7 separate regions of the Mus musculus genome follow, and all the other regions are linked to region 5. A link is a loop called in an ENCODE intact Hi-C map of the cell type or tissue named here. Cell type or tissue: heart. All regions are shown on one strand. Region 1 holds the start of Gnb2 (guanine nucleotide binding protein (G protein), beta 2). Region 2 holds the start of Mepce (methylphosphate capping enzyme). Region 3 has its middle 8.0 kb from the start of Ppp1r35. Region 4 has its middle 2.7 kb from the start of Ppp1r35. Region 5 holds the start of Slc12a9 (solute carrier family 12 (potassium/chloride transporters), member 9). Region 6 holds the start of Znhit1 (zinc finger, HIT domain containing 1). Region 7 holds the start of Gm36056 (a long non-coding RNA gene).

Evidence for each region. Peaks named below come from ENCODE experiments on the same cell type or tissue, not always from the same donor. Only the 100,000 strongest peaks of a DNase experiment are listed, where the experiment ranks them.
Region 1: it touches region 5 in a loop (2.5-fold over the local background); 2 of 42 quality-filtered maps call a loop at or near these places.
Region 2: a loop joins it to region 5, with 4 times the contacts of the local background. A loop is called at or near these places in 9 of 42 quality-filtered maps.
Region 3: a loop joins it to region 5, with 2.7 times the contacts of the local background. A loop is called at or near these places in 10 of 42 quality-filtered maps.
Region 4: a loop joins it to region 5, with 4 times the contacts of the local background. A loop is called at or near these places in 13 of 42 quality-filtered maps.
Region 6: it touches region 5 in a loop (4-fold over the local background); 2 of 42 quality-filtered maps call a loop at or near these places.
Region 7: it touches region 5 in a loop (2.7-fold over the local background); 2 of 42 quality-filtered maps call a loop at or near these places.

What each region holds. Positions count from the first base shown.
Region 1 is chr5:137,531,242-137,535,241 of GRCm38, forward strand. Gnb2 (guanine nucleotide binding protein (G protein), beta 2) reads right to left here and starts at 2,065. Exons shown (of 10, transcript NM_010312.5): 1 at 1,898-2,065. In heart, no CTCF peak of the experiment used is centred here; DNase peaks (open chromatin) are centred at 750, 1,300, 2,050 and 2,410; H3K4me3 peaks cover 2,849 bases; H3K27ac peaks cover 2,978 bases.
Region 2 is chr5:137,783,856-137,787,855 of GRCm38, forward strand. Mepce (methylphosphate capping enzyme) reads right to left here and starts at 2,846. Exons shown (of 4, transcript NM_144913.3): 1 at 606-2,846. The coding sequence starts at 2,207. Zcwpw1 (zinc finger, CW type with PWWP domain 1) reads left to right here and starts at 3,947. Exons shown (of 17, transcript NM_001005426.2): 1 at 3,947-4,000. In heart, a CTCF peak has its summit at 3,992; DNase peaks (open chromatin) are centred at 2,556, 2,906, 3,476, 3,936 and 3 weaker places; H3K4me3 peaks cover 4,000 bases; H3K27ac peaks cover 3,345 bases.
Region 3 is chr5:137,768,871-137,772,870 of GRCm38, forward strand. No RefSeq gene overlaps it. Among named protein-coding and RNA genes, the nearest start is that of Ppp1r35, 8.0 kb to the right of the region's middle. In heart, a CTCF peak has its summit at 2,051; no DNase peak of the experiment used is centred here.
Region 4 is chr5:137,774,184-137,778,183 of GRCm38, forward strand. No RefSeq gene overlaps it. Among named protein-coding and RNA genes, the nearest start is that of Ppp1r35, 2.7 kb to the right of the region's middle. In heart, a CTCF peak has its summit at 2,389; a DNase peak (open chromatin) is centred at 2,438; H3K4me3 peaks cover 3 bases; H3K27ac peaks cover 346 bases.
Region 5 is chr5:137,332,197-137,336,196 of GRCm38, forward strand. Slc12a9 (solute carrier family 12 (potassium/chloride transporters), member 9) reads right to left here and starts at 1,386. Exons shown (of 14, transcript NM_031406.3): 1 at 1,252-1,386; 2 at 260-482; 3 at 1-64. The coding sequence starts at 440. In heart, a CTCF peak has its summit at 1,831 (motif pointing right); DNase peaks (open chromatin) are centred at 1,425 and 1,845; H3K4me3 peaks cover 1,533 bases; H3K27ac peaks cover 1,182 bases.
Region 6 is chr5:136,984,870-136,988,869 of GRCm38, forward strand. It overlaps Znhit1 (zinc finger, HIT domain containing 1), which reads right to left and starts at 2,035. Exons shown (of 5, transcript NM_001310747.1): 1 at 1,942-2,035; 2 at 10-180. The coding sequence starts at 1,963. Plod3 (procollagen-lysine, 2-oxoglutarate 5-dioxygenase 3) reads left to right here and starts at 2,150. Exons shown (of 19, transcript NM_011962.3): 1 at 2,150-2,934; 2 at 3,248-3,339; 3 at 3,466-3,602; 4 at 3,703-3,866. The coding sequence starts at 2,817. In heart, no CTCF peak of the experiment used is centred here; DNase peaks (open chromatin) are centred at 2,052, 2,522, 3,382 and 3,822; H3K4me3 peaks cover 2,665 bases; H3K27ac peaks cover 2,007 bases.
Region 7 is chr5:137,478,903-137,482,902 of GRCm38, forward strand. It overlaps Gm38725 (a long non-coding RNA gene), which reads left to right. Exons shown (of 3, transcript XR_868626.2): 2 at 609-744; 3 at 962-1,562. It overlaps Gm36056 (a long non-coding RNA gene), which reads left to right and starts at 3,992. Exons shown (of 3, transcript XR_377150.2): 1 at 3,992-4,000. In heart, a CTCF peak has its summit at 2,417 (motif pointing right); DNase peaks (open chromatin) are centred at 2,429 and 3,179; H3K27me3 peaks cover 46 bases.

The sequences.
Region 1 (4,000 bases), 200 kb after region 5:
AGGGGCGGTACCTCTTTAAATTCACCCCCACATACCGCACACCCTCCACACACACCCCCAGCTAAGACAGAGGTGGTGATGGGGGGGGGGGAGGATGAGGGGAGAAGCTAGGCTGTTCGTGGGGTTGCCTAGGCAACCGTCACCCGGACTAAGAGCACCTCATTGGTGAAGTGCCCCCACCCTAGCCTCGTTGCCAAGGCAACCGCATCCGCGGCAGAGACCTGTAGGGTGGGTGACCCCACCCCCGGCCCCCATCGCCCCCGCCCGACCTAGACTCCCGCCTCTTACCCAGAACCGGCCAGGGTGGCTGTTTACAGGATTTGGGAAAAGCCGATTGAGCACTAATAGGTTCGGGACGGCTCAACCCGGGATAATCCCCATTCCGGGCCGGCTGCACCCCATTAGCTGCTGGTCAGTGCGAGAGTAGCGGGGAAGGCAAACCCCCAAGCCGCCAGCTCCCTTCAGCGCCGAGGTCGCCCGCCCCGCTGCGCCCGCACAAAGCCCGTGGGAGCCTCTCAGAAGTAATTAGGGCTCCGAAGAGAGGCCCCTGGCCCCGGGGCGCGGAGCTGCTCTCTCCCAGGCGCCGGCGAGCGGCCCCAGGCGGCTCGGCCCGATGCCCCTAGGCACCCCTAGAGCCCAGCTCTGTGCTCAGCAGCCCCCGAGGCCTAGCTGGCACCACTCCAGCCTCCGACGTCCTGCCTTCCCGGGACACCTGTGCGATCTGGCCGTGTACACTGCACTCTGGCGACCCAGGCGTCCCCCACCCAGCTCCCACTTCCCCCAGACACTGGGCGTTCCTCTTCCCCGAAGATATTTCCCCTCCGTAAGTTCAGCTTTCTGCGCCAGTGCCAGAGGATGCCCCTCCAAAATGAGGGAGGGGGCAACGACATAGCTACCACCCCACTCCAGCTGTGAACAAAAGCCCCTTCCTTCCAGCTGACAGCAGCCCAGGCCTGGCCTCAATGACACAGGCCTGGGGCAGAAGGAAAACAGGCCAGGAAGAAGACACTGGGTCGGGGGCCATGCTCCCAGCCCTTAGATCCCCATTACCCTCCAACGTTCCCTCAGCAGCTCCTCGATTCTAGGGATAAAGCAACCATAGCCCCCCCTCCAAAAAAAAGGGTGCCACCGCCTCCGCAGGTGTGAGAGGAGGAAAGAGAGGGTCCTCAGATCTGGCAGCTGGACGGCGCGGGCTGGCCGTGCTGCGAAGTGCAGTGGGCCAGGCCCTTCAGCTCGTAGGACCTCCATTTTGCCCAAAAGAAAGCTGGACGAAGGGGACAGGCGACTAGGTGCCAGACCTGGGTAAGGATTTGTAAAAAGAATAAGGTGCTGAGATCTCCAGCTTAGGGGTCGGGACTGAGAAAACACTGCCAGAGCCCGAATCAAGGGGCAGTAGGGTGGAGACGAAGACAAGGGTGGCCTTGAGGCCTTAACTGGATCTCCTAGGATTCTGGAGTTCTGCAAGGCTAATGCAAGCAAGGGTGTGAAACGAGTGGGCACGAGGGCTGTTACCCAGGGGCAGGCAGCAGGGTGGTGGTGGGGAAAGGGGGCGGGACAGGACATAGAAGAAACCCAGAATTTAGCCCCCCAACTATTAAGGGATCAAGAGGCAGGCGGGGCTGGGATGAGGGGGGTCTAGATTTTAAAATAATTGCCACTGATATTGCAGGGAGCGCATGCATTATTGAAGCCGAGGGTCCCCCCCCCCCCCCCAGTTCCCCTTCCGGGTTTGGAAACGACCGGGCCAGAGGAAGGGAGGGGAGGTCTGGGAGTTACGTCCGTTTCCCAAGAGCCAAACCCGGGAGACGGAAGGAACCGAGGCTTCCCCCTGCCACACACACACCCGTGGGAATTTGGGGCTGGGGGAGATGAGGACTCCTTTTATCAGCGGAGGTACCTGAGGTGGTGGGACTCTGCCAAGGGGTCGCTTGGAGGAGCGCGGGAGGTCCTGTCTTCCTCCGCGGCGGAGGCGGCAGCGGCGGCGACGCGGATGGATTTCCTCAGTCACCCCAACTCAACCGTCCAGCGCAGCTCTCCCCAGAGCGGAGGGATCCCGCCCGCCAGTGACGCGGCCGTCGCCGCCGCGCCCAGGGCCAGGCTGGACGAGACCAAATACTCAAGTGTGTGGGGGGGAAGGCTAGAAGCGAAAACACCACTCCAGGAGCAAAAGATGCCTCAGCCACAATAAAAGCACAATTCCACGTTTTTCTAACTCATCAAAGATCACACGACGTAGTTTATTTCCAGAAAAGGAGCAAGACATCCTCTCTAGGGACAGCAGAAGTGGTATAGGCATAAGGGAGGGGGGAAAAAAAAAATCCCAGGTCACGTGATCGACCTCCTTCAACCCCCCCCCCCTCCGGATTGGGCGGCTCCAGACTGGAGGCAAGAAGGCCCAATTCTCGGGTTGGCCACGCCCCCTGGTGAGGCCACTCCCTTCCCGGAGGCGGAACTAGGGAAGTCTAAACCAGTGCAGGACAGTGGGGCAGAAAAAGACAGCGAGTGGTTGGTGACCACTAGAATCCCATAAAATGCAAGTTAGAGGGAATTACACCCAGACAGTTCTTCAAGCGCAGCACTGTGAGGGGTTGTAGGCTTCCTAGACTAGGCCTCATACCGCCGCAGCAACAGTCCATATTTATTGATTTGCATACTTAAAGGTTTTTGTTTTATGATAGAGTTTCAGGAGCCCACCACGTAGCCCAGGATGACCCTAAACTGATAATCCTCCTGCTTACATCTACCAAATGCTGGAATTACAGATACACAACCCTGTGCCTGATTTATGCAGGGTAGAACTTAGGGCTTCATACATGCTAGGCAAACACTCCACCAATGGAGCCACATCTCTCACCAATACTTTTGTTTATTAATCCTCATGATGCTGACTATGGACTCAGGCTGCAGAGTTGAGATGCGATCTCAACTTTAATAACCATTGAAGAAAACTACACTGTGGAGCACCCCACCGAGGGAACACAACATAAGAATGTGCCTGGATTTCCATATCTGTTAAATGAGTATATTGAAGGTTACCCTTGAGTCTCCTGGATTGTTGGAGAACTGTCCCGTCCCCCGTCCCCCCATAGATTGTGAAAATGTTTTGGTAAAGTCCGAGTTGTCCTGTGGCCTTTGAGACAGTCCTCGGAGTTTAGGAGATCAAAACACACTATTCAGCCGGGCAAGGTGGCACACACCTTTAATCCCAGCACTCGGGAGGCAGAGGCAGGTGGATTTCTGAGTTTGAGGCCACCCTGGTCTACAAAGTGAGTTCCAGGACAGCCAGGGCTATACAGAGAAACCCTGTCTTGAAAAAAACAAAACAAAACAAAACAAAACAAAACAAAAAAAAAACACTATTCAAAATAGACTGTAGTGAAGTATACTCGTAGAGAGGAAAGAATAGAAAGTTCACATTTGTCTTCACCCACATATTGAACTAGAGGCCAGCCTGAGCCACAGGAGACCTTGTTTCAAAAAGTGTGTTGGGGGACAGGGTTGGAGAGATGGCTTAGTCAGCAAAGTGCTTACCATGCAAACATAAAGACCTGAGTTTGATCCCAGAAAACCAAGTAAAAGAAAAAAAAACCCAGGCACAGTAGCCACACCTATACTATAGCCCCAACACTTGCAGGCCAGGATGGAAAGAGCCCTGAGAGTTTGCTGGTCAGGGAGTTCATGTGAGAGCTCTCAAGTTCTGTGAGAGATCTTGTCTCAGATATTAAAGCAGGAGCAGCTGGCTTGGCAGTTAAGAGCACTTACTGCTTTTCAAGAGGACCAGGGGTCAGTTGCCAGGCCTCACATGGTGTCTCATTACCTTCTGTAACTCCAGTTCAGGGAATCAAATGCTCTCTTCTGATGCACCAGGTATGTCATGCAATGCGCACACGTGCATACATGCAAAATATTTATACACGTAAAATAGCCACAGAGTAAATGAGGATGCCCCCACCCCCCTCTGCCAACTTAAACCTCCAAAGCATCAGATGTGGTGGCCCAC
Region 2 (4,000 bases), 450 kb after region 5:
TCAGGCTGGGCACTCTCCTCCATGTAGTCCTCTTCACTGCCTCCCTCTCACTATTCAGTCAGCATGGGGAAGACAGACCCATGGGTTTCTGACCAGCAATTTCAACAGTCTTGTGTTGTATCTAGGGAAACAGAAAGCAGCTGAGGCAAACAGAGTCCCTATCAAAGGCCCCAAACGACAAATACCAGAGTGTTCCCCCTCTCCCAAAGACACCGAGCTTGAGGCTCCCTCAGGAGACTTGAGGACAAGGTTCCATGTGGACTGAACAGAAGTACCCTTGGGAAAGTGGACTCTCTGGTTACAGTCCCAGGTGGAAGCAGGGCAAGGCATGCTATGTTGGGGATGAGATCCTTGTCTGTAGTCATGAGAAAGGACCAGGTGTTAGAGCCTCAAGGTAGAGATCCCACTTTCCACGTTAGAGGAGCAGAGACAACACCCAGTAGAGATTCTCTGGCCAATCCTGTTCTCTCCAGGAGGTGGTTCTTGTATGGAGGAACAGATGGACGCATGGATACACCTCTAGGTCATGACCATCCCCCCAACACATTCCTATTTAATCTCATCTTCACATCTGAACCCTATTCCAAGAGCCTTTGGACTCTTACCGTGACGAAGACGACATTGTTGGGGAAGACAGATGTGTCCGCTCCATCCAAGGGCACTTGGGGTGCAGCGATGGGACCCCGGCTGGCTGTCAGTGAGGCTGGGAAGCAGCTCCTTTTTCGGACAGTGATAGTCCCTTCCTCCCCCTCTGTCCCTGGGTCCCCCTCAGAAGTCTGAGCTTGGAGACGAAGCTCCTCCGACAGGTAGTGTCGGATATTTTGGCGAGCAGAGTGGATAAGCCGTGGATCAATGTCCAGCCCCACCATGCGGGCTGGGCCCCACTTGCAGGCAATACTTAGGGTCAGATGGCCAACGTTGCAGCCCAGATCTAGGACGTCCCGGCCTTGAAACCACTCGGGCTTCAACACCCTAAGGCGCACGTCCTCACAGGAAGGATTGCGATAGCCATAGTACTTGCAGTAATTCCCATATTGGAACTTTAGCTGTTGCTTTTTGAAGCCAGTTGCAGGTAGTGGGTGGTGGTGGTGACGGCCTCCTCCACTCCCTCTGCCCTTTTCCTTGGAACCCTGGCTTCCACCCCTAGCCCCTGCCTCTGACTTGCTGGAAGTCCTGCGACGTTTGCGATGTCGGGAGGAGGAAGAAGTAGAGGGTGCAGAGGTAACTGAGGCAGCTGGAGGGGCAGAAAGGGAGCCTGAGGAACCCTGCAGGGCAGATGGAAGGGGAGACACAACTTCATCCCTGCAGTTGATGGCTGTGTTGAGTTCATAGGGTTGAGGGGCATCACGGTTCTGGCCTCTGTTTTGCTGCTGCTGCGTAGCACCCTCCCCATGGAGTGAGGGCGTGAGAGGGTCAGTGGGCAGCACGGCGGCGTTGCTATCATTCCCTCCAGACGCCTGCTGCTGCTGCTGGTGGTGCGGTCCCCGGTGTCTATGGCGCTTGCGACCAATCTTGAGTGGTGAGGCAAGCACTACATGGGCCTCGTCAGTGCAAGTGTTGAGACTGAGCGGGTCAGTAATATCTTTGGGGATGAGGATCTCCACAGGGTCTCGCCCCTTGGCCGGAAGTGGGGATGACTTTGGGGTCTCCGCATTGAGTGCGCGACTCACTTCCTCATCCAGGAGGCTATTCAGGTTCAGTGGATCAAATATGTTACCCCCCAGAAGGAAATTGGATGGTAACACAGAGTCGCAGTCTGAATTCACTCGCCGGCGCCTCTTGAAGGCCGGATGTTTGAAGCTTCCACCGCTCCCTCCCCCCACGTTACAGCTATTTCTTCTTTTGCCCCCACCACCCCCAGGGGGTCGGTGGGGCTGGTAGCCATTGCGAGGTCGAGGAGGGGCTGGGGGACCCAGGTCCGTCCCGCCCCCTCCCCGGCGCTCCTCCCCCACGTCCGCAGGAGCGGCGGCTCGCCCGTGGGGCTCCCCGTGCGCCTGTGCCTGGGGGCCGCCCCCTCCGCTGGCTGCGGCCCCGGCCGAGTGCGCGCGAGGGCCCGGCCCGTGTTCTGTCCCATCACGGAGCTCCCCGGAGGCAGCCTCTTGGTGCGATTGCACCTCGGGGCCGCCCCCTCCGCCCGACTCATCTTTGAGCGGCGGCGGCGGGGCCGGCACCAGAAAGGGCTCCTTCTCCGCCGCCATCTCGATCATCTCCTCTCCCTGTTTAATTTCCCCTTCTCAAGCGAGGGTACTGAGAAGAGAGCAAGGGGAAGCCCCCTGTAACCCTTCCTAAGACCACCTCACTCCCTCCTTCCCCGAGTGCGCGCGCAGCTCTGCCTCGCGCCTCCACCTCCCTCCCGCGACACACCAAGCGCGCTCCACTCGCCCGCGAGACCAAAACAAGATGCCCGCGAGACCCGGACAAGCCGAGGAACCAACTGCGCGTGCGCCGACTCCCTTTTCTCCGCCACTACCACTCTGCCGCGAGCGCGCACGACGGGCGCGCGTCCCGCTCGCCCAGGACCCACGCATGCGCGCTCCGCCACCACCCAGGCTGCGCGCGCATCGGGAGTGCGAACCAACTTAACGGCTCCGAGAGTTTAAATACAGCCCCCCTCCCTAATTACCTCACCCTCCCCCAGCCCGAGACGCCCACCGCCCCACACGGACACCCGACTTCCCTTCGCTGCTAAGTCCAAGCCCTACTGATATCCTTTGTCTCTGCCGTGCGATCCCACCCACCGTAGGCGGGGAACGGGAGCTGGTGTGAAAAGGTCTCCTTGACACCCGACCCTTGTTCCTGAGGAATGAGGCTCCGCCGTCTCCGCCCGGCTCTAAACCCAACAACCTCCCTGCCCCGCCTCCTTCCTCCCCCATCCCCGCCCCTCCTGGAGAGCGCCTGCGCACAGTCCTTTTGGACTTGCGCGGGTTGAAGGGGCAACACGTGCTGGAGATGATGTTCCGCCCCCTCCGCTCTAGGGGCGGGGAGTGTGACGTCGTTTCCTTAGGTTCATTACACGCAGCGTGCGTCAGCACGTTTCCAAGGGGCGTGCATTCCCAGCGAAAGAGGCGGGCTCATGAATTATTCATGAGCGATCGCTGGTCTTTTCCCCACCCCTTCCCCCCGCCCCCAGCCTATCTCATTAGAATTAGGACTTAGGAGAACCTGAGGAGAGGATGATAAAGTAGGCTAAGGAATCGAGACCATTGTCTCAAGAACTGTTATCAATAAAATGCAATATATTATTTAATATATTTTCTGAATTGAAAACAAACAAGTACTAAAACATCGAGATTGTCCAAACTCCTCTTCCCCTGAAATGGCCCAGTTGTTCAAGCGGCCCTCCTCCTTCCACCAGGGACAAACATCTAGAGAACTACGCCTTCCTCTCCTCCCTACACCTACGTCAGGCCTCGGACGCCGCTGCCATAGTGCAGCGCCTGCGTATCGGTCCCTCAGCGCCACCCGCTAGCGTTGCGGATTTTACAGCATTATCCCTGCAGCTAGACACACCGCGAATGTGGGCGGGAAAGGGTATCGACCTGTTTGGGCTCCTGTTTCGGCCAATGGGAAGCACTGATTCTATGCAGAATCCTCAGACTGATGGCTGGCGGAGTTTCCCAGTCCACAGACTATTTGTCAGGAAAGAGCACTGTAGAGGCAAGGGGGGAGCTCAAGATGGTTTCAAAATTTAAGAGGGTGACGACAACTAAAAGGTAGGGAGTGATAGCACGAAAACAGGAAAGAGAAAGCGATTTGAGGCAGAGATAAGAATGAAGTGCCTAGGGCGCTTCGCAGGATATTATGGGGGGGGGGGCGCGGAACTAAAGATGTCAGCGAGGATTATGGAACTTGTAGTTTCACTAGGCTTTCGTTCTTAAGATGGCGGGCTACTCCGGCTGCGCAGACGCAGAAGCAACTTCCAACTGCGCACGCGCAGCACCTGAGCGCACGCCGCTTGGGGGCGGAATTTGTCCGTGTCCTCGCGCCTTCTCCTGGTGGC
Region 3 (4,000 bases), 440 kb after region 5:
AAGGCGTGTGCCACCACGCCGGCTGCAGCCCTGATTTTTATCCCAGCAATTCTATGAGATAGGGTGGTCTAGGGACCATCCAAGGCCCTCCAGTTAAGGATGTCTGTGTGTGTGTGTGTGAGTGTGCGTGCGCATGGGCGAGTGAGTGTCGGATCCCATGGAGCTGGAGTTACAGGCAGATGCAAGCCATCCAGAATGGGTGCTAGGAATCGAATTAGCCCTCTGTAAGAGCATCAAGGGCTTTAGCTGTCGAGCAGTCTCCAGTCCTCCCTTTTGTTTTTGAGACAAAGTCTCAGGTGCTGCCATCTGGCCTCCAACTCTTTATGTTAGGATGGTAGACAGACATTTTACCAACGAAGCCACATCCCTAGGTGCCAGCTTTTTAGTTGGTTCTGTTACATTTTTAATCATGTATTTTGTTTGCACTGTATGTATGTGTGTGAATGGGTGGGTACCATAGTGTTCATGTGACTAGACAACAACTTGGCAGGAATGAGTTCTGTCTATCAAGTTTACCACAGGGATTGAATTCAGGTTATCAGGTTTAGTAGCAGCGCCCCTCCCCCCCCCTGCCTTTTTTTTTTCAAGACAGGGTTTCTCTGTGTAGTCCTGGCTGTCCTGGAACTCACTCTGTAGACCAGGCTGGCCTTGAACTCAGAAATCCACCTGCCTCTGCCTCCCAAGTGCTGGGATTAAAGGCATGTGCCACCATCCAGCTTGGGACAGGCCCTTTTACCTAGTAGGACAGAATGCAGACCAGGTGGGACTCACTATGCAGATTGAAGATGATCTTGGACAACTGGTCCTTCTGCCTCAGTCTCTTATATGTTGTGATGGCAACAGTGTAATATGGGGCTTGGAAGTTGTAATTCTGAGGATACCCATTTGGGGCTGCAGAGATTCATCTGTGGGGAAAGAAATTTGGTTCTACTGCCTGTACCCTACTGAGACCTTAGGCAATGATGCTTCCCAGAGTTGTCTGGAAGCTACATAGACTCTGAGCAAGGGTAGGGAAGACTGAGGTGTGTGTGTGTGTGTGTGTGGGTGTGTGTGTGTGTGGGGGGGTGTGTGTGTGTGGGGATGTCAGGATGGGCTGAGGAGGCCAAGTAGAAGCTGTGACTCATTAGCTGAGAGGAGCACTGTCCTATGAGGGGGGTGGGTAGTAATTGGGCGAGAGGGCATCCTGGGGTCACAATCCTGTCCAGCCCTCTCTCTGTTTGCCCTCTCAGATGCAGAGGCAGCTCTCTAAGGAAATGCAAATAGAAAGTTTTGGGGGATTTGAGAGTTCGCAGGGCTTGGGGTTGTCAGCAATGCTTGAAGCTAGAGAAACTTAATGCTAGCATCCTGTTCCTTGGGCAGGAGAGAAGAGTGAAGAAGGGAGAAAGGCAAGGAGAGGGGAATTGGGGGACGGAGAGTAGACAGGGAAGCGCTTATAGCTGTTCTGCATGGTGGCCCTGGAAGTCACAGACTGGGGACTTCAGCCCAGTTGCTGGAGTCTTTGCCTCCAATGCACAAAGCCTTGGACTCAAACCCCAGCACTGCAAAAAAAAAAAAAAAAAAAAAAAAAACAGGCAAAATTAGTAACATTCTTGTAATCCCAGTACTAGGGAGGTAGAGGTGAAAAGATCAGAATTCAAGGTCAGTCTAGCAGGATGGGTGAGCTTCAGGTTCACCAAGAGACCCTGTTTCAAAAACCAAGGTAGAGGGCCAGTGAAATGGCTCAGCAGGTAAAGGCTCTTGCCATTGAGCCCAACAACCTAAATATAACTCCTGGGACCCACATGGAGAAAGGAGAAATGACTCCCATAGTATAAGCTGTCCTCTGACTTCCATATGTACATGGTTTGTGCATGCTAACAACACACACACACACACACACACACACACACACACACACACACACACACACACACTGTAAAAAAAGACTTTGGTATGGAGAGGAGAGCAACTGAGAAAAACAGAATCCCCTGGCCATTACACACACTTGTACACAGGCAGAGGTTACTTCTGAGTTGTATTTTGCACCTTGACCACAAGGGGCAGTAAAGAGCAACAGGCAGGGATCATCACATTGCTAGAAAACTAAGGCACAGCCCCAGGGGTTCTTTACCTGTGTGTGGGTCTCAACCCCTTTTGCCTAAGACCATCGGGAAACACAGATATTTACACTAGGATTCATAACAGTAGCAAAATTACAGTTACGGAGTAACAGTGGAAATAATGTTATGGAAATAATGTAACAGTGGAAATAATGTCATAGAGGTCCGCCTGCCTCTGCCTCCCGAGTGCTGGGATTACAGACACGCACCACTATGCTTTTACAAGCAGTGCTGGGAACTGCATCTAAGGCTTCATGCATCCAAGGCCCAGCATCTCCTCTCCAGTCACAGTTTTCCTATGGATCCCACAGATGCAAACCCACAGTCCTCCAGTGTTCCAGGACTACAGGTGTGCACAACTACACCTAAAAATTTCAAATCCTTTCCCTTGTTTCTTTTTTTTTTTTTTTTAAAGATTTATTTATTTATTTATTTATTGTAAGTACACTGTAGCTGTCCTCAGACACTCCAGAAGAGGGAGTCAGATCTCGTTACGGATGGTTGTGAGCCACCATGTGGTTGCTGGGATTTGAACTCCTGACCTTCAGAAGAGCAGTTGGGTGCTCTTACCCACTGAGCCATCTCACCAGCCCCTTTCCCTTGTTTCTTAAGATTTCCTGTAATCCACTGACCACTCCTCTGCCTAACCAGGTATGGCTAACCTTTTGACATGGTGATATGTTGTCATCTACAAATGCATTGAGCCCTGTTCTTGGTTATCTCGGAATGCATCTGGCATATGGACTCCTGGTTGCATGGGCTCATGAGCTTAAACCTTTCAGTGGCTTTCTGTCATCCTTGGGGGTGAAAAATCTAAAGAGCATCTTTGTCCCAAATGTCCTGTCTCACCCAGTATGGTGGCCCGTGCCTGTCATTCTTACATGAGAGGCTCAAACAGAAAGATTGTAAGTTCAAGGCCATGCTGGGCTATCTAGTAAGCTTAAGGCCAGCCTGGGGTATATAGTAGGGCCCTGTCTCATTAAAAAATAAATAAAAAAATTTTGGGCTAGAGAGATGGCTCAACAGTGAAGAGCATTGTCTGCTCTTGCAGAGGACCCAGGTTTGGTTTCCAGAATCCACAACCAGCTGTAATTCTAATTTTGGGGTATCTGACATTTTTTTTTCCTCTTAGGGCATCAGGCACACACCTAGTGTACATACATACCTCCTGGTAATATATGCATACACATAAAATTAAAAATAAATAGAATCTTAAAAAAAAAAATCCCGTTTCTCAGATCTGGGTGCTATTTCTTCTTCATGGACTTGTTCCCAAACCACCTGATGTAGTGATCAAGAGAGACTCACCTCAGAGGTCACCCCCTCCTGGGATTTAGTTTTTCATGGTACATAATATACCTGAAATTAAAATTGCCAGACTCAAAATAGAGACACTCACGTCAGCCGTCACCAAGAAAAAAGGAAAGGCAGACGTGAATTCCATTCCTAGAATTCATGTTTAAAAACAAAGACCAAAATAGTAGCAGCAACAAAAAAGCCAGGAGTGAGTGGCATATGCCCCAAGAACCGCTGCAAAGAACATGGGGACAGAAGCGACCCTGGGACTTCCCGTAGCCAGCCAGCTCAGTTGATGACTTGCAGGCCAGTGAGAGACCCTCTCCAAATAAATAAATAGTGAATGCTATCTCCTGGGGAATGACACCCAGGGCTGTTTCTGGCTTACACACACACACACACACACACACACACACACACACACACACACACACAGACAGACACACACACACACACACACAGACACCCCTGCTTGCAGGCACAAAAATGTACACAGAGAACAAATAGAAGAGAGTGTGGTGGCAACCAGCTATAAGGCCAGCCATCAGAGGGCTGAAAGAGAATGAACACAAGTCACAAGTTCAAGGCCAGTGTGAGCTATGTAG
Region 4 (4,000 bases), 440 kb after region 5:
GGCTGGCCTCGAACTCAGAAATCTGCCTGCCTCTGCCTCCCGAGTGCTGGGATTAAAGGCGTGCGCCACCACGCCCGGCTCTTTTTTTTTTTTTTTTTTTTTTTAAGATTTACAATATGAAAGTACACTGTAGCTGTCTTCAGACACTCCAGAAGAGGGAGTCAGATTTTGTTATGGATGGTTGTGAGCCACCATGTGGTTGCTGGGAATTGAACTCAGGACCTCTGGAAGAACAGTCAGTGCTCTTAACCGCTGAGCCATCTCTCTAGCCCGAGGACACACATTTCAATGACTCAATACATATTAGCTATTATTAAAAGGTCCTGGGCTGGGCGTGGGTGGTGGTGCACGCCTTTAATCCCAGCACTCGGGAGGCAGAGGCAGAGGCAGGCGGATTTCTGAGTTTGAGGCCAGCCTGGTCTACAGAATGAGTTCCAGGACAGCCAGGACTATACAGAGAAACCCTGTCTCGAAAAAAAAAAGCCAAAAAAAAAAAAAAAGTCCCCCAAAAAAAGGTCCTTGGTGCTGGGTGGTGGTGACACACTTTTAATCTCTGTACTCAGGAGACAGAGGCAGGCAGATCTGTGAGTTTGAGGCCAGCCTGGTCTACAGAGGAAGTTCCAGGACAGCCAGAGCTACATTGAGAAACCTTGCCTTGAAAAACAAAATGCTGCAAGGGGGATAGAAAGATGGCCCAGCCATTAAGAATACAGGCTGCCCTTCCAAAGGACCTGGGTTCAATTCCCAGCACCCACATGGCAACTCACAACTGTCTGTAATTCTGGTTCCATGGGATCTGACTCCCTTACACAGATAAACAGAACACCAAGGTAAATAAAAATAAATACATCAGGTAAAGAAATAAAGGATCTTGTTGGAGACCCGGGGATGTGGCTCAGTGGGTAGAGTACTCACCTTGCATGCATGAGGTTCTGGCTTCCACCTCCACTACCACAGAAACCCAGTTATGATGGTACACACTTGAAATCCCAACAATTCAGAGGTGGACACAGGAGGGTGACGTTCAAAGTCACTGTTGGCTACATAGTGAGTTCAAAGCCAGCTTGGTTTACAGATCTTGTCTTAAAGTGGGGGAAAGGATTTATGGTTATGATTTATTGAATATGATGACTCTTTGAGGCCTAAAATGATGCTGAGTAAGCCGGAAGTAGGGAGAGTGAATCTCCAGTGGGTGTGTGTGAAGCGTGCTCTAGCATCTGTTTTGAGGAAAGGATGTCTTTAGGAAAGAGGTAAGGAAAAGAATAAGGGGCTGGAGAGATGGCTCAGTGGTCACAAGCCTTGTTCCTTGTGATGGTTTGTATATGCTTGGGCCAGGGAGTGGCACTATTAGGAGGTGTGGCCTTGTTGGAGTAGGTGTGTCACTGTGGGTGTGGGCTTTAAGACCCTCATCCTACCTGCCTGGAAGCTAGTATTCTGCTAGCAGCCTTCAGATGAAGATGTAGAACTCTCAGCTTCTCCAGCACCATGCCTGCCTGGATGCTGCCATGTTCCTGCCTAGATGATACTGGACTGAACCTCTGACCCAGTAAGCCAGCCCCAATGAAATGTTGGCCTTTATGAGAGTTGCTTTGGTTATGGCATCTGTTCACTACTAATACACTCCTCTTGCAGAGGACCCAGGTTCGCTTTCCAGCACCCACATCAGGCAGCTTACTGCCTGCAACTCTGGTCCCAGGGAATCCGATAGTCTCTCTCTCTCTGTCTTTGAAGGGCACCTGCAGGCATGTGGTGCACATATATGCACTCAGGCACACAAGCATACACACAAAATAAAAAAGTAAAGTAGATTAGATTAGGCAGGCCTTGAACTCAGAGATCCAACTGCCTCTGCATCCCAAGTGCTGGGACTAAAGGTGTGCAGCACCACCACTGCCCAGCTATTTTCTTTTAAACAAAAGCTCTCATGGATCCAGGTTGGCCCCCAACATCCTATGTACAAAGCAATTACTGTGAACTACTAAGTCTACTGCCTCCATCTCTGGGGTACTGAGATTACAGGTGTACACCACCACAACTGGTTTTATGAAGTGCTGGAGATGGAACCCAGAGTCTCATGCATGCTAGGCACCCTCTGACAGAGTCTCTCTTACAGCCAAGGCTAGCTGTGAACTTGTGATCTCCCTGGCTGGGGTTACACGCATGATCACATCCTGCCTTCCCCGGGCATCTCTCTGAGGCGCCCATTTCTACAATTCCACAGATGGCAGGTGTGGATAAGCAGCTCAGAGTACGCCTTACGGGGTTCTAACCTCCCTGGGGCCACATTTCCAGTCCTACCTTCTTTCCTCATTGCACAAAGCTGGGGCTGGGGGTGGAGCCAGAGCTGGCTTGGAAGCGATGTGTGCAAGACCAGGTGGTTGGGGCTGCAGTCTGGACAGACAGAGAACTGCATCTTGGAAACACCTCTTTCCCCAAACATCAGGGCCTTTTGCCAGAATCCTTGACACCCCATTCATCAGCTGCCAAAACAATAAAAGGGGAACCTGGCAGGATGTTGTAAAGGACATACAGGGGAGGAGAGAGAATTCTGAGTGCCAGGAACTAGGAGGGCAGGAAGACAAAGCTAGGACCCAGTACAAACCCACCCCTGAGCTACAGCACAGTCCCCGCCCACTTGAAATTGTAACCTTTATTTTTAGATGTGGGTGTGGACTAGCTCATGCTATAACCTGTGTGTCAGTCGGAGGACAGCTTGCTGGAGCTGGTTTTCTTCCACTGTGTGGTTCCCAGGGAACAAATTCAGGTTCCCATTACAGATGGTTGTGAGCCACCATGTGGTTGCTGGAAATTGAACTCAGGACCTCTGGAAGAGCAGTCAGTGCTCTTAATCGCTGAGCCATTTCTCCAGCCCACACTTTTTTTTTTTTTAAAGTGGGTCAGGCAGTGATGGCACACACCTTTAATTCCAGAACTTGGGAGGCAGAGGCAGGCAGATTTGTAAATTCAAGGCCAGCCTGGTCTACAAAATGAGTTCCAGGACAGCCAGGGCTACACAGAAAAACCCTGTCTGGACCCCCTCCCCCCCCAAAAAAAAGTGGAAAGTGAAATTCATTACGCACATCCACACACACACACACACACACACACACACACACACACACATACACACACACACACCATTCATTGCCCAGGTCTTGTATTTGACCTAACATCCTTGAAACTACCAGGTAAGTCTTTTTGAAAAGTACAAACAGCTTCCCCAGCCCAAAGGCTGACTCCTCCGAGGTCTGTAGCAGACGTGGCCTCTCTGCTCCGACCTGATGTTCCCAGCTGGGTGTTTGAGAGATAACCTTGATTTATGATTGTCTGTGTTCCTTGTTCATGTAAGAACTTTATGACCCCATTACCATATTTGGGTGTGGTATTTGGGGAGATCTGAATTTGTTTCTGGACTATAGTCGCTCTCCTTTTGGTTTCACCAGAAATGATCTTATTACCTTTAAGGTTCCAGCTGTGTTTTGCATTATAAGGAGAAACCCTCTTAGTCACAGGAGTTACAGGCTTATCCAAATGCAGACTCCGAGTACTGGTCACCTGCCTTCACAACCATCAGCATTAGCTGCCGGCTTTCTTTTAATGCGTATGTGCTAAATGAATGCTGCACATCTGTGTGTGTAGGTGCAGTCTCCCCATTTATGTGTGTGTGTGTAGAGGCCAGAAATGAACATCAAGGTGTCTTCCTCTATCACTGCCCACCTTATTTGTTAAGGCAGGGACTCGATGTGAGCCTGGAGCTCCATGTTTTGGCTAGGTTGGCTGGCCATTGAGCCCCGGGGGTTATTGGGTTTTACACAGATGCAGACGCAGGGGATCCAAACTCAGATTCTTTCTTATTCGTTCCTTTCCTTTGTTTTTGCTTTTCAAGACAGGGTTTCTCTGTGTAGCCCTGACTGTCCTGGAACTCACTCCGTAGACCAGGCTGGCTTCGAACTCAGAAATCCGCCTGCCTCTGCCTCCCAAGTGCTGGGATTAAAGGCGT
Region 5 (4,000 bases):
ATGATGTAGGCAACCAGTAGCATCGCCAAGGCCTGCAACAGCCCAGCGTGGCCCACCACGAACCCTGCACAGGGGGAGAAAAGCAGGTCACAAGGGATGCTTATATACCTCTCCCCCTTCCCCCCATCCCACTGGCCAGCACAGTCCCACAGCAGAGCCACACACAAGGCCTCAAGGGGCCTTACCCTCCATCTGACCACATGTACTAGGGTCCATCCCTAGCCTTAGCCCCTTCCCAATAATTCCCTCCTCTACTCACCAATCCTCAGAAACACGACTATGCTAAACATGGACAGAACCGTGGGCACCACCACACCCAGGAAGGTGGAGAGCTTGCGGGATGATGGCACTCCAGATACTCCAGCTCCATTGGGAGGGAAGGCAGCCCCCTCTTCCCCCAGAAGCCGGTAGGCCAAAAGAGGGGAGCTCTCGCTGGCCATTGCTGAACGCCAGCAGAGGAAGCCACAAAAGGGCTAGGAGACCTGTAAAAAGAGGTTTTAGTGGCTGGATAGCAATACCACAGACCCTCTCTCCCTAAACAAAACCCTAATTAAACACTCAGTTTCCTCAAAAGGAGAGTTGCAAAGGATACACACACACACACACACACACACACACACACACAGGGCACAGAAACTCAAAACTGTCCCAGCAACTTCCCCACTCTCGGACCCTGGTGTTTAAATAATCAGGGTCCCTTTCAGTTCTTAGGGACCGTGTCATCCTCCGTGCCTCTGAAACTAGGGGTAGCAGTGAGTCTGCGAAAGGGACACAGATCCCCTTGTCAAATAGGTCTCGCCTTAATTGGCAACAAGAGGGGAAGAAGATCTCCTCAAAGGGAAGTTAGCTATTACCAGTAAACACCTCCTCCCAAGTCCTATGCTGCTCCTGTCGAGTACCCTCAATACAGCACCTCACACATGGGCAATAAGAAACTTTCAAAGCTCTCAAAGCTCCACCTTGTATCACCCCTGTCCCTCAACCCATCTCAATCCTGACCAGATTTTTCTAATCTCTACAATGAGCCCTCCAAACTCTATCAATCCAAACAGAGCCATCAATTGTCCAAACACAAATGCAGGCAGCCTAGCATCAGCCACACAGGATCCCCAGGGTCCTCCTCCCCCACCCACCCGCTCTTGTCCACTTGCTTCAGTAACTGGATGCCTGGGGGGGGGCGGGGGGGACAGGCATCTGGCTCCAGCCGGCCAAGTGCACCCTGCATCTGGGTGCCGCAGGGTGCTCACTCACCACCTAGGAATGAAGCTGCTCCGGTGTGATCCCAGCGCGCCTGTGGGGCTCCGCTATAAACCGAGGGGGCGAGGGAGCCGGAAAAAGCAAGCGGGCTACCGGGATGTCAGGCCCGGAGCCTGCCCTCCCCAGCAAGGCGTCCCATTGGTCCCGATTCAAGCCCCGCCTCAAAGGTGTGGTCTACACTCAAGCCCCGCCCACACTCTCGTACGCTGCCTTGCAAGCCAAACCGTTCCACGTGCGTCTCGGGTGTCTTTTGCAAGGTAGTGGGTCACGATCCTCAGAGCCCCCCGTTGCCAGGATGCTAGCAGATGCCCATGGTGAGGGTCTGACTGCACTCCGAGCTCCAGGACGCCCCCAGGAATATCTGAAAGGGGCGCGTGGCGACTGCGGAAAAGTGGAGTGGGCGGAACCGCGGCACCTGACTCAGGTACACACCTGGGAACTGAGAGCGACGTCGGTCGGCGCCTGCCGGAGTCGTACTATTTCAGCTTCTCGGGAGACCCAGAGTGCCTCGGGCTTCCAGCCTGGTCCCTTTCACATTCAGAGGAGACCCCCTCCTCGTCCAGTTTCAGCTCGCAGGCTGCGCTCTTCTCTTCGGCCACGGGAGGGAGCCGTGATCCTCCATCCCGACTCAGGTCCGGGTAAATAAGCAGGTAACCCTGCTTGCTTTTGTGCCTAAGATCCTGTAACTGTGAGCTGGGCAGTGGTGGCGCATGCCTTTAATCCCAGCACTTGGGAGGCAGAAGCAGGCGGATTTCTGAGTTCAAGGCCAGCCTGGTCTACAGAGTGCGTTCCAGGACAGCCAGGGCTACAGAGAAACCCTGTCTCGAAAAAAGAAAAAAAAAATCCTTTATCTGTGACCCCAAAACTCCAACTTCAACCCTTACAGGTCTTACCAACGACGCTTCCTCATCTATAAAACGGGACTTAAAAAAGACATCCCTTCAAGGAGAGCAGTTGAGAGATGAACTAACCGTGTATACTCGCAGGGGGCATGGGTGGGGGCGCTCTTTATGTAGACCGGGCTAGCCCCATTTCAATACATAGCTGAAGAAGACTTCGTGTTTCTGATCCTCCTGCCTATACCTCCCATGTGTTGGGATTACAGATAAGTAACAGCACAGCCTGATGCAAATATTTATTTTCCTAAAAGAGCACTGCCCCCACCCACCCCGAGATTAAACACAGAGCCTCAAGCACACTAAGTGATGCTATAGTACATACGAAGCCTTAACATATTGACTCTTTAGTCCAATACATACATATTCATTTTTCCCCTCACACGGTATTGTATTAAATATGCATAACCATTCTGTGAGTGCACGTTCTACTACTGTGGTTGTATTAGATTAGGGAACTGAAGATGGGAAGCTTTTTTTCTTTAGATTTTTTTTTTAAATGTGAGTATTTTGTCTCATGTATGTATGTGTACCACGTGCGTGCCTAGTGGCCATAAAGGTTAGAAGGGGTGCTGGATCCCATGGGAGTATAGGTACGGATGATTGTCAACCACCATGTAGGTGATGGGAACGGAATCTGGGTACTCTGCAAGAGCAGCAAGTGCCCCACTGAGCCATCTCACTGGTCCCCCTTGGAGACCTTTAGCCACATGTTCTGAATTTTTATGTAGCGTAGCAATTCATGGTCACCCTGTTATTTGGACCTCCAGAATGAGCACAGTTATAGAGTCTCACATTCCCATAGAAGAGGCTGGGGCTCCAAGTTACCAAAAGCACTTGTCCTAGAAGCACAAAGACCCGAGTTCTGATCCCCAGAGCTCAAGTAAAGGAATCTGAATAAGCCGGATGCTGGGGAGGCAGACAAGAGGATCCCTGGGGCTCAGCATAGCTGCACTGGTGACCTCCAGGTTCAGTGAGAGAAATAAAGTAGAAAGTTACTGAGAAAGACACGTGACCTAGGCTTCCTCGTGCGTATGAATTTATGTGGACACAGATGGGCACACCTGCTGTGGCTCTACCAAGGATAAATCAGGCATCCCTGCTACCCATGTTTCAGACAATATTTGGCGATTTTTTTTTTTTTTAATTTCTAAAAGCTCCCTCCACTCTGACTATGCAGTTTGTGTGATTGTTTGAGCCTGGCTCTTAAGTAACCCAGGCTGCACAGCTGTGGATAACCATGAATTCCTAAGCTTCCTGCCTCCTCGTCCCAAGTGCTGGAATTATAGCTATCTTGCCACCATGCCTGCCTTCTTCTTTCTTGGTTGTGTCTCCCCCACCCCCTCAATTTTTCAAGACAAGGTTCCTCTGTGTAGCCCTGCCTATTCTGGAACTTGGAACTTGTTTTGTAGATTGGCTGGCTTAAAACTCAGAGCCTCTGCCTCTGCCTCTCTGCCTCTGCCTCTGCCTCTGCCTCTGCCTCTGCCTCTGCCTCTGCCTCTGCCTCTGCCTCTCTGCCTCTGCCTCTGCCTCTCTGCCTCTGCCTCTCTGCCTCTCTGCCTCTGCCTCTCTGCCTCTCTGCCTCTGCCTCTGCCTCTGCCTCTCTGCCTCTGCCTCTCTGCCTCTCTGCCTCTGCCTCTCTGCCTCTGCCTCTCTGCCTCTCTGCCTCTCTGCCTCTCTGCCTCTCTGCCTCTGCCTCTCTGCCTCTGCCTCTGCCTCTCTGCCTCTCTGCCTCTGCCTCTCTGCCTCTCTGCCTCTCTGCCTCTCTGCCTCTGCCAAGGGCTGAGATGAAAGGTATGAACTACCACATCTGGCTAGTCTTGTTTATGTCTTTTTGTTTGTTTGTT
Region 6 (4,000 bases), 350 kb before region 5:
CCATCTCACCTGTGTCTGCATCATCATCAAACTGAGGTAGCCTCTTGCCCAGCTGGGGGAGGCCGGCATGGGGGTCATCCTGGAAGTTGTCATTCTCCAATGCCTCCAGCTGTCGGTTGATCCGCCGCTGCCTGGCTGCCCTGTCCAGCACCCGCCGCTGTCCAGGGTCCTGGGAGCGAACTAGATGGGGCAAAGAGAGTTACCGGGGTCAAGACAGGAGGAAAGTTGCACTGCCGTTGCCTAGAGCCCCAGTCTCCTCGCCTCGGCCCCTTCATTATGCTGTGAGGAATTCCCAGATCTTCACCCTGCTTTCTTCCAGCTTGGCAAGCTTGTTTCGGCCCTTTATGCTGCCTCTAAGTCCTCCCAGTCCCAGCAATAACTGGAGACACAATAAATTGCAGCTGGAGAGAGGGCTCAGTGGTTAACAGCGCTCCCTGCTCTTGCAGAGTGCTACAGCTGTTTCCAGGACCCAGGACCAGCAGCCATGAGGGTGGCTCACAACTTTCTGTAATTCCAACTGCCTCTTTTGTCCTTCATGGATACCTACACTCACCTGCACAGAGCAGCACACATACACAAATTAAAATAAAGAGCGCCTTTGAGAATTGACACAGTATTGACTTCTGGCCTCCATATTCTCAAGACCTGTGATTCAGTAGGGCAAAATCCAGTGTACATTTCTAGAATGTTCCTTCAGCCTGAGACGCATGCCTGTGCCCTGTGACTGCACCGACTACCTTCCTTGGACTAAAAGTCTCCCCAGTGTGGCTCCCAGATGTCCCCCTATCTTGTTGGATATATTTCCTATCCCGACATTTTGTCTCCTCTCTTGCTCTCGAGGCTGCTTCTGCCTGTCCTTTTTCTTTAATTGATAGCGCTCTTTGGCCTGTCCCTTTCTCACCCCCACAACCTTCAATAGGATCTCAGGAAGCCCAGGCTGGCCTGGGATGACCTCCTGTGCACAGCCACACCAGGCTTATGTGATGCTGGGGATGGAGCAAGAGTTTTGGGCATGCTGGACAACACCCTATCAGCAGGGGCTCATCTCTGACCTCTTTTTCTTGTATTTCTATCTTTCTTCAAAAAGTGCATTTATTCTGAGTGTTTCTGTGCACATGTAGGTGTTGCAGTACACGTGCAGAGATCAGAGGACACTGTATGGAAGCCTTTTCTCCTATCATGTGGATCCTGGGGACTGAACTCAAGTAGTCAGGCTTGGCAGCAAGCAACTTTACCTACTGCATGCACCATCTCACCTGCCCATTCCTGGTGCTGGGTTTCCCATAACATGCCAGTCTCAAACCAGAACTCCCCCAAACCACAGACTTCAGGACTACAGGACACCAAGAGGCTGAGGTCCAGCCTAATTTACATAGGCAGCCTAGGCTACATTAAAAAAAGAGAGAAAGGAAGGAATGAAGTGTGTATGTTCGTGTGTGTGTGTGCACGTGTTTGTGTAGTACCCAAAGCCAAGCCCTTTGATTTCCTAAGTTTCTCTGTTCCCTCCATCCAACATCCAGAAGCTGGAGGAAAGTGGGGCGATGGTGGCGCACGCCTTTAATCCCAGCAGTGTAGAGGCAGAGGCAGGCAGATCTCTGTGAGTTCCAAGCCAGCCTAATCTACAGAGCTAGTTCCAGGACAGCCAAGGGTACGCACCCTGTCTCGAAGAAAAAAACAAAAAACAAAAAAAAAACAAAAGCAAAACAATCCAGAAGCCGAGGTGAGTACCACTGCTCATAGCACCCGGGCTTTGGAGAGACAACACATCCTCTCCATCCCCAACGTCTGCTGAAGCAAGCAGTCACAAAACACGAATTAATGGTTCCGAGACTGCCCCAACACTGAGCGAAGGTAATTGACGTGAAAAGCTAGGCGGGGAGATGTTAGGCTGAATTTGAACTTGGGAAGCACAAAAGGGCGAACCACTCAAGGCTCACATACCGGCGGGTTTCTTCTCCACCATTGGCGCAACACAGTTGACAGAAGAGCCTACTGCGCACGCGTACTAACCACCGACCCTTGCTCTGAGCACACCCCTTCCGGTGGCGTGCACACATACGCGTGCGCAGTCTTTCCCCTCCCGCTTGAAGTCATTACGTGATGTTCCCTTGGAGATCAGCAAGCTTTCGCTTTCCGCCATCTTTGATAGGGGCAAACCTAATTCCGGTCGCATTGTGGTTACCCAAAAAAAAAAATCTGAGAGCCGCCTGCAAATGGTCACTTTTTAAAAACTGGCGTGGGTGGTCTTTAGGGGAGCGCTCTTGTCCCTGTGCCCTTTGCATCCCCGGTGCGTGTCCCCGCGCTGCGGGACAGGATAGGCAGGTTCGGTGGCTTTGTTGAACCCAGACCCACGAGGATGTCCGCGCGATCCCGCCTCCGGCTTCCCGGCCCCTCCGGGCCCGTCGCCCCCGCCGCGCGCCACCCCAGGCCTTGCTGTCCTGTGTTCCTCCGGGTCAGACTTGTGGTCAAGACCCGCCCCCGCGTCGCCTGGACCCTCCTCAAAAGGTCACTTCCCCTCCCGGGGGGATTCGGTTGCTCCGGTGTGAGTCAGGCAGTGCCCAGGACCGGACCCTCGGCTCCTCCCCACCCTCCAGCCCGCGCCCGCGGGACAATCCTTGCCTTGTCTCGCCGTCTGCATCTCGGGTTTTCGGTGGCCTCGGGTTACGCCTTTTTTCCAGGGCGGAGTCCCGAGCACAGCTCCTCCTCTCAGCGGGCTCGGTTTCCCCTTTTCCCAGAATCTTCCCGGGGCGTCGGAATCCAGGCGCTCAGCTCAGCGCCGGTGCGGGCCTGGGTGTAGCCTAAGCGTGCTGCTAGCCATGGCTGCGGCAGGCCCGGAACCCCGGCTTTTGCTCCTGCTCCTGCTGCTGCTGCCGCCGCTGCCCCCCGTAACTTCTGCCTCCGATCGACCCCGGGGCGCCAATGCTGTCAACCCAGGTGAGAACCCGGGCGGCCAGTGGGCAGGGTCGACACGTCCGCCAGCCTGGAAGGGAGTGTCCAGCCTTCCCAGTGCATTAGCCTCTCATGCAGAACTTGGGGTTCCAGGCTCCCCAGACAGACAGGAACACCCCAGCCCCCATTCGTGTATGTTACTCTCACCCGACTCTTCTGGAGATCAAATGTGCTGAAAGAACTTTAGTGAAGTAATATGGAGGTGTGTGTGTGTGTGTGTGTGTCGGGGGTGATACAGAGGGATAAACACGTGGGACACTAAGCCGTGTCTTAAGTGCCAGTTCTCTGGCTATGACAGACAAATTGCTGGTGATCACTGTGGCTACGGCAGAGACAGAGGGGTACCGGCGTTTTCTGCAGTCTGCGGAGTTCTTTAACTACACTGTACGGGTGAGTGGGGGGACCCATGGGAGAAATTCCAGCGGGAGAGGGCAGGGGTCGTGGGGGTTGGTCCTGTTTCCTCATCTTGGCCAGCTGAACCTCTTCCGCTGCGTGGGGGTGGGATCTTTCCTGCAGACCCTGGGCCTGGGACAGGAGTGGCGAGGGGGTGATGTGGCTCGAACAGTTGGTGGAGGCCAGAAGGTCAGGTGGCTCAAGAAGGAAATGGAGAAATATGCAGATCAGAAAGACATGATCATCATGTTTGTGGACAGGTAAGGAGGGCTGGGGTGGAAAGAGTGGGAAACTGGTTATGGAGAGAGAAAAAGAGACTGAGGTTCCTCCTGGCTCTCGTCTTCCCCTTTTCTTGCCCAGCTACGACGTGATTCTGGCAAGCAGCCCGACAGAGCTGCTGAAGAAGTTTGTTCAGAGTGGCAGTCATCTGCTGTTCTCTGCTGAGAGCTTCTGCTGGCCTGAGTGGGGGCTGGCAGAGCAGTACCCTGAGGTGGGCATGGGGAAGCGCTTCCTCAACTCTGGTGGTGAGTGGCCGAGTTCCCAAGACAGACTTGTCCCCTCTCTATCTCTCCCTCCCCCAGTGGAGCGGGCATTGCATGCTCTGGGTGCTTGAGTCGGGGACCCTGGCAGTCTCGGGAGGTCTAACTCACTTCTGCTT
Region 7 (4,000 bases), 150 kb after region 5:
AGGAAAGCATTCTGCTGGCTGATCTGTTCCAGCAGGACTTCTTTTTGCTGTCTCAGAGGAAGCTCTAGAGTCCATGTTTGTCTTAGTCCAGGGTTTTAAAAAGGAACAGAACTAGAGCCGGGCGTGGTGGCGCACGCCTTTAATCCCAGCACTCGGGAGGCAGGGGCAGGCGGATTTCTGAGTTCGAGGCCAGCCTGGCCCACAAAGTGAGTTCCAGGACAGCCAGGGCTATACAGAGAAACCCTGTCTCGAAAAACCAAAAAAAAAAAAAAAAAAAAAAAAAAAAAAAAAAAAAAAAGGAACAGAACTGCTAGAATGAATATATACATACATATATACACATATACATACATACACACATATGCATACATATACATAAACACACATATACATATACACATATACATATATACATGCATATATAATAACAAAATACATTCATATATATGTGTATGTATATATGTATATATATGTATGTATGTATATATATGTGTGTGTGTATATATATATATGTACATGTATATATATATGTGTATATATATATATATGTGTGTATATATATATATATATATAATCCAGGTAACCTGGCACTGGCTGTCTCATTTCAGAAATCTTTCTGGAATAAGCATCCAACACTGAGAGTGGAGGAGAGAAGATGTCACCAGTGGACTGAAACCAGGACAGGTCCTGAAAGGCTTTGATCCTGGGCCATTTATATTCTCATCATTTTTCTAAAACCACCAGGTGGGTCAAGGAAGTGAGATTTTATAGAAGCATATGCGGCTATTTGTCAGCAGGTTGTTAAGGGCAACAACCCATTGTTTCAGCTGTTCCTCCAGGTCATTCTGCTCTGTAGCAAGTGAAGTCACTCTTGGCAAATAGGCAGTGCTTTAAGTAAATCACTAAATAATCATAAGTCAGTATCCGATAATTGCTCTTTTCTACCTAATTCTACTTTCAGTCTCACACTAGAGAGACCAAGAACCTAGCAATCATCCGGTGCACGAGGATGCTGTCTCAGTGACCCTGATCTGGCACCAGAGGCCTGGCCTTCAGTCCATGTTGGAATCCCAAGGAAGATGGTTCTAACATTGGTGAAGGATTGCCGCAGCAACAGAAATGCAGGCTGACCAGCAAGAGTGAGAGCATGCAGGCAAAAAAGCAGTTTTCTTCTCCATGTCCTATTCTGTGTCAGAGGGTGACACTCAAGCCAGGCAGTGGTGGCGCATGCCTTTTATCCCAGTGCTTGGGAGGCAGAGGCAGGTGGATCTATGGGAGTTGAGGCCAGCCTGGTCTACAGAGGGAGTTCCAGGACAGCCAGGGCTACACAGAGAAACCCTGTCTCAAAACAAAACAAAACCCTAAACAAATAAACAAAGAAAAAAAGAACAAAGACACAAAGAAAGGGAAAAAAGAGAGAGCAAGCGGGGCACCAGCAGCCTCTGCTCCCTGACTGTGGATGCCATGGGACCAGCGACCACAAGCTCCTGATGTCCTGCCTTCCCCGCCATGACAGACTGTGTTCCCAGAAGTGTGAGCTAAAATAAAGCCTCCGTCCTCTGAGTTGCCTCTTGTCTGTGTTTGGTTATAGCGATGAGAGATGTGGACAGGATGTTGGCTGATGAATGTTAAGCTCATGGTCAGATGCCAACTGGTTTTCAGTGCGTTTTCTTGCTCTGAAAAGCAAGACAAAAGCCTGGCATGTTAGCGCGTGCCTTTAATCCCAGCACTCAGGAAGCAGAGGAGGGCAAATCTCTGTGAGTTCAAGGTAAGCCTGGCCTACAGAGTGAGTTCCAAGACAGCCAGCGCTACACAGAGATGTCTTGTTTCGAAAAATAAGAACAAACAAAGCAACAAATGGTTAAAAGTGCTTGCTGCTCTTAAGGACAAGCAGAGGTCAGTTCCCAGTACCCACATGGGTGGCTCACAACTGCTCATAAATCCAGTTTTAGGGAATCAGACACCCTCTTCTCTCTCTCTCTCTCTCTCTCTCTCTCTCTCTCTCTCTCTCTCTCTCACACACACACACACACACACTAAAAATAAAATAAAATAAATCTTTTTAAGAAAAAAATTTCAAAACTAAGCCAGATATAATGGTCCAGGCCTGTACTCCCAGCACCTGAGGCAGGAAAATTCTAAGTTCCAGGCCTGCCTGGGCAATTTAGCCTCTGTCTCAAAAAAACACAGACAAACAACAAAACAAGCCTCCCTCTCAAGTTACAATAGACTTGATATAGAATTAATATTCCAGCTCCAACAGCCCAAAAAAGATACCTCAACCTTGCTCTTTCATAGCAACAGGGGTGGCAATGGGATGTCTGTTGTGGAAGTCAAAAAAAAAAAAAAAAAAAAAAAAAAAAATCACTGAAGGGAAGGATCCCAGAGGAAGGAGATTGCTGGCAAAGTTCCCTAACAGTTCCCAACTGCACCTCAAGAGGGCACTGTAGTCCAGGAACTAAGTTCACCTCCCCCAAAATTCTTTTGAGTCCTCCCCTTTGCTGCCTCCTCCCACCTGAATTATAGACACACACACACACACACACACACACACACACACACACACACACACACTCACTCCCAGCAAATTCCCTCCAGCCCCCAACTCCTTCAACCTACATGTAATTTTTCCTGCAGTGGACTTTGAAGGCTTTCCGGCTGGATTCTAAATGTCTTGTTTTGGGAACAGAATGAATGACAGCCACATAGAATAAAAGCCAGGATTGGGGTCCTGGTACTCTGTGCACCATCTTTGACTGGTCGGCTGTGTGGGTCTCTCTCCTAAGCATGCTTTCCCACATGAAGCACTATGGGAAAGGAATCCAAGGAACGACTTGGAGTCACCCGTGTCCCCTGCTGCCATACTTAGCACTTCTCAGTCTATTGACTCTGTCTAGTGGCAAGGAGAAATTCCCAGAGTGATACCCATCGGGACACAAAAGATAGATGGACTCACAAGGGGTTTATGTCCTGAGGTAAGTGACTACGGACATAATGATCCATTAACCAGGGTCGCCCATTGCCACCAACCCCTAAAGGGGAACCCCTCTGTACTGGCTCCTGTTTCCTCAACGGTGGCCCCAGCTCACTCAGCACTTGTCCTAGCGGGTTGGCAGCTGCCCACTGAGAGACAGCCTTGAATGGAGCCTGCTTATTGACTAGCGTGGGCAGGCATTGTGGCCTCAAGCCCAGAGGGGTCAAGAGGTCAGCCGGGCCATGCGAGGCAGCACGTAGGGCCCAACCCCCTCCACCTCTGGTTTCCCAGATCTGATGCCTTGCGACCAGATGGGGTGAGGTACAGCTAGGAGAGTTGTGTGGTGTGTACAGTCATGAAGAGAGACAAGCCAGGAGTCTGGTTGGTGATTTCAGCTGTTGCCAGTGGTATTTTTAAAAGACACAAAATGTCAAACCCTTTCCCTCCCATGAACGCTGAGAGTCAGCGGCCATTCTGTCTATGGCTCCTTGACCCTCTGTTGTCCAGTGCAGGGCTCGTGCTGTCTGGGGAAACCCCCATGAGATCTAAAGAATTCACGTCTTGCCCCCTAAATTCTCCAGGTCCTGTATTCTTCATAGATCCCACAAAGATTGGACCCCAAAGCTTGTCCTGTGGGGGGTGGGGAGAGGGGACTGGTTACAGTTCTGGCAGGGCACTAGTTGAGTTTGGACATCTCTGTCCCTGAGGTCTAAGTCGGTCTCTGGGAGCTGAGGACATAGTTCAGTTAATAGAGTGCTTGCCTAGCATGCAGGAAGCCCCAGCTTCCATCTCTAACACCCCATAAACGGGGACAGGGTGCCTGTAATCTCAGCACTTGAGAACCAGAAGCGGAAAGATCAGGAATTCAATGCTGTCCTTTAACTACACAGCGAGTTCCAGGCCAGCCTGGGCTATGTGAGACCTTCCTGTTTCAAAAAAAAAAAAAAAAACCTAAACAAATCCGAGCTGATTCTGAGGCTCTTCTTCTCTGGGGCCTCGGGCTTGTCCAGCGACATCTTTAGATTT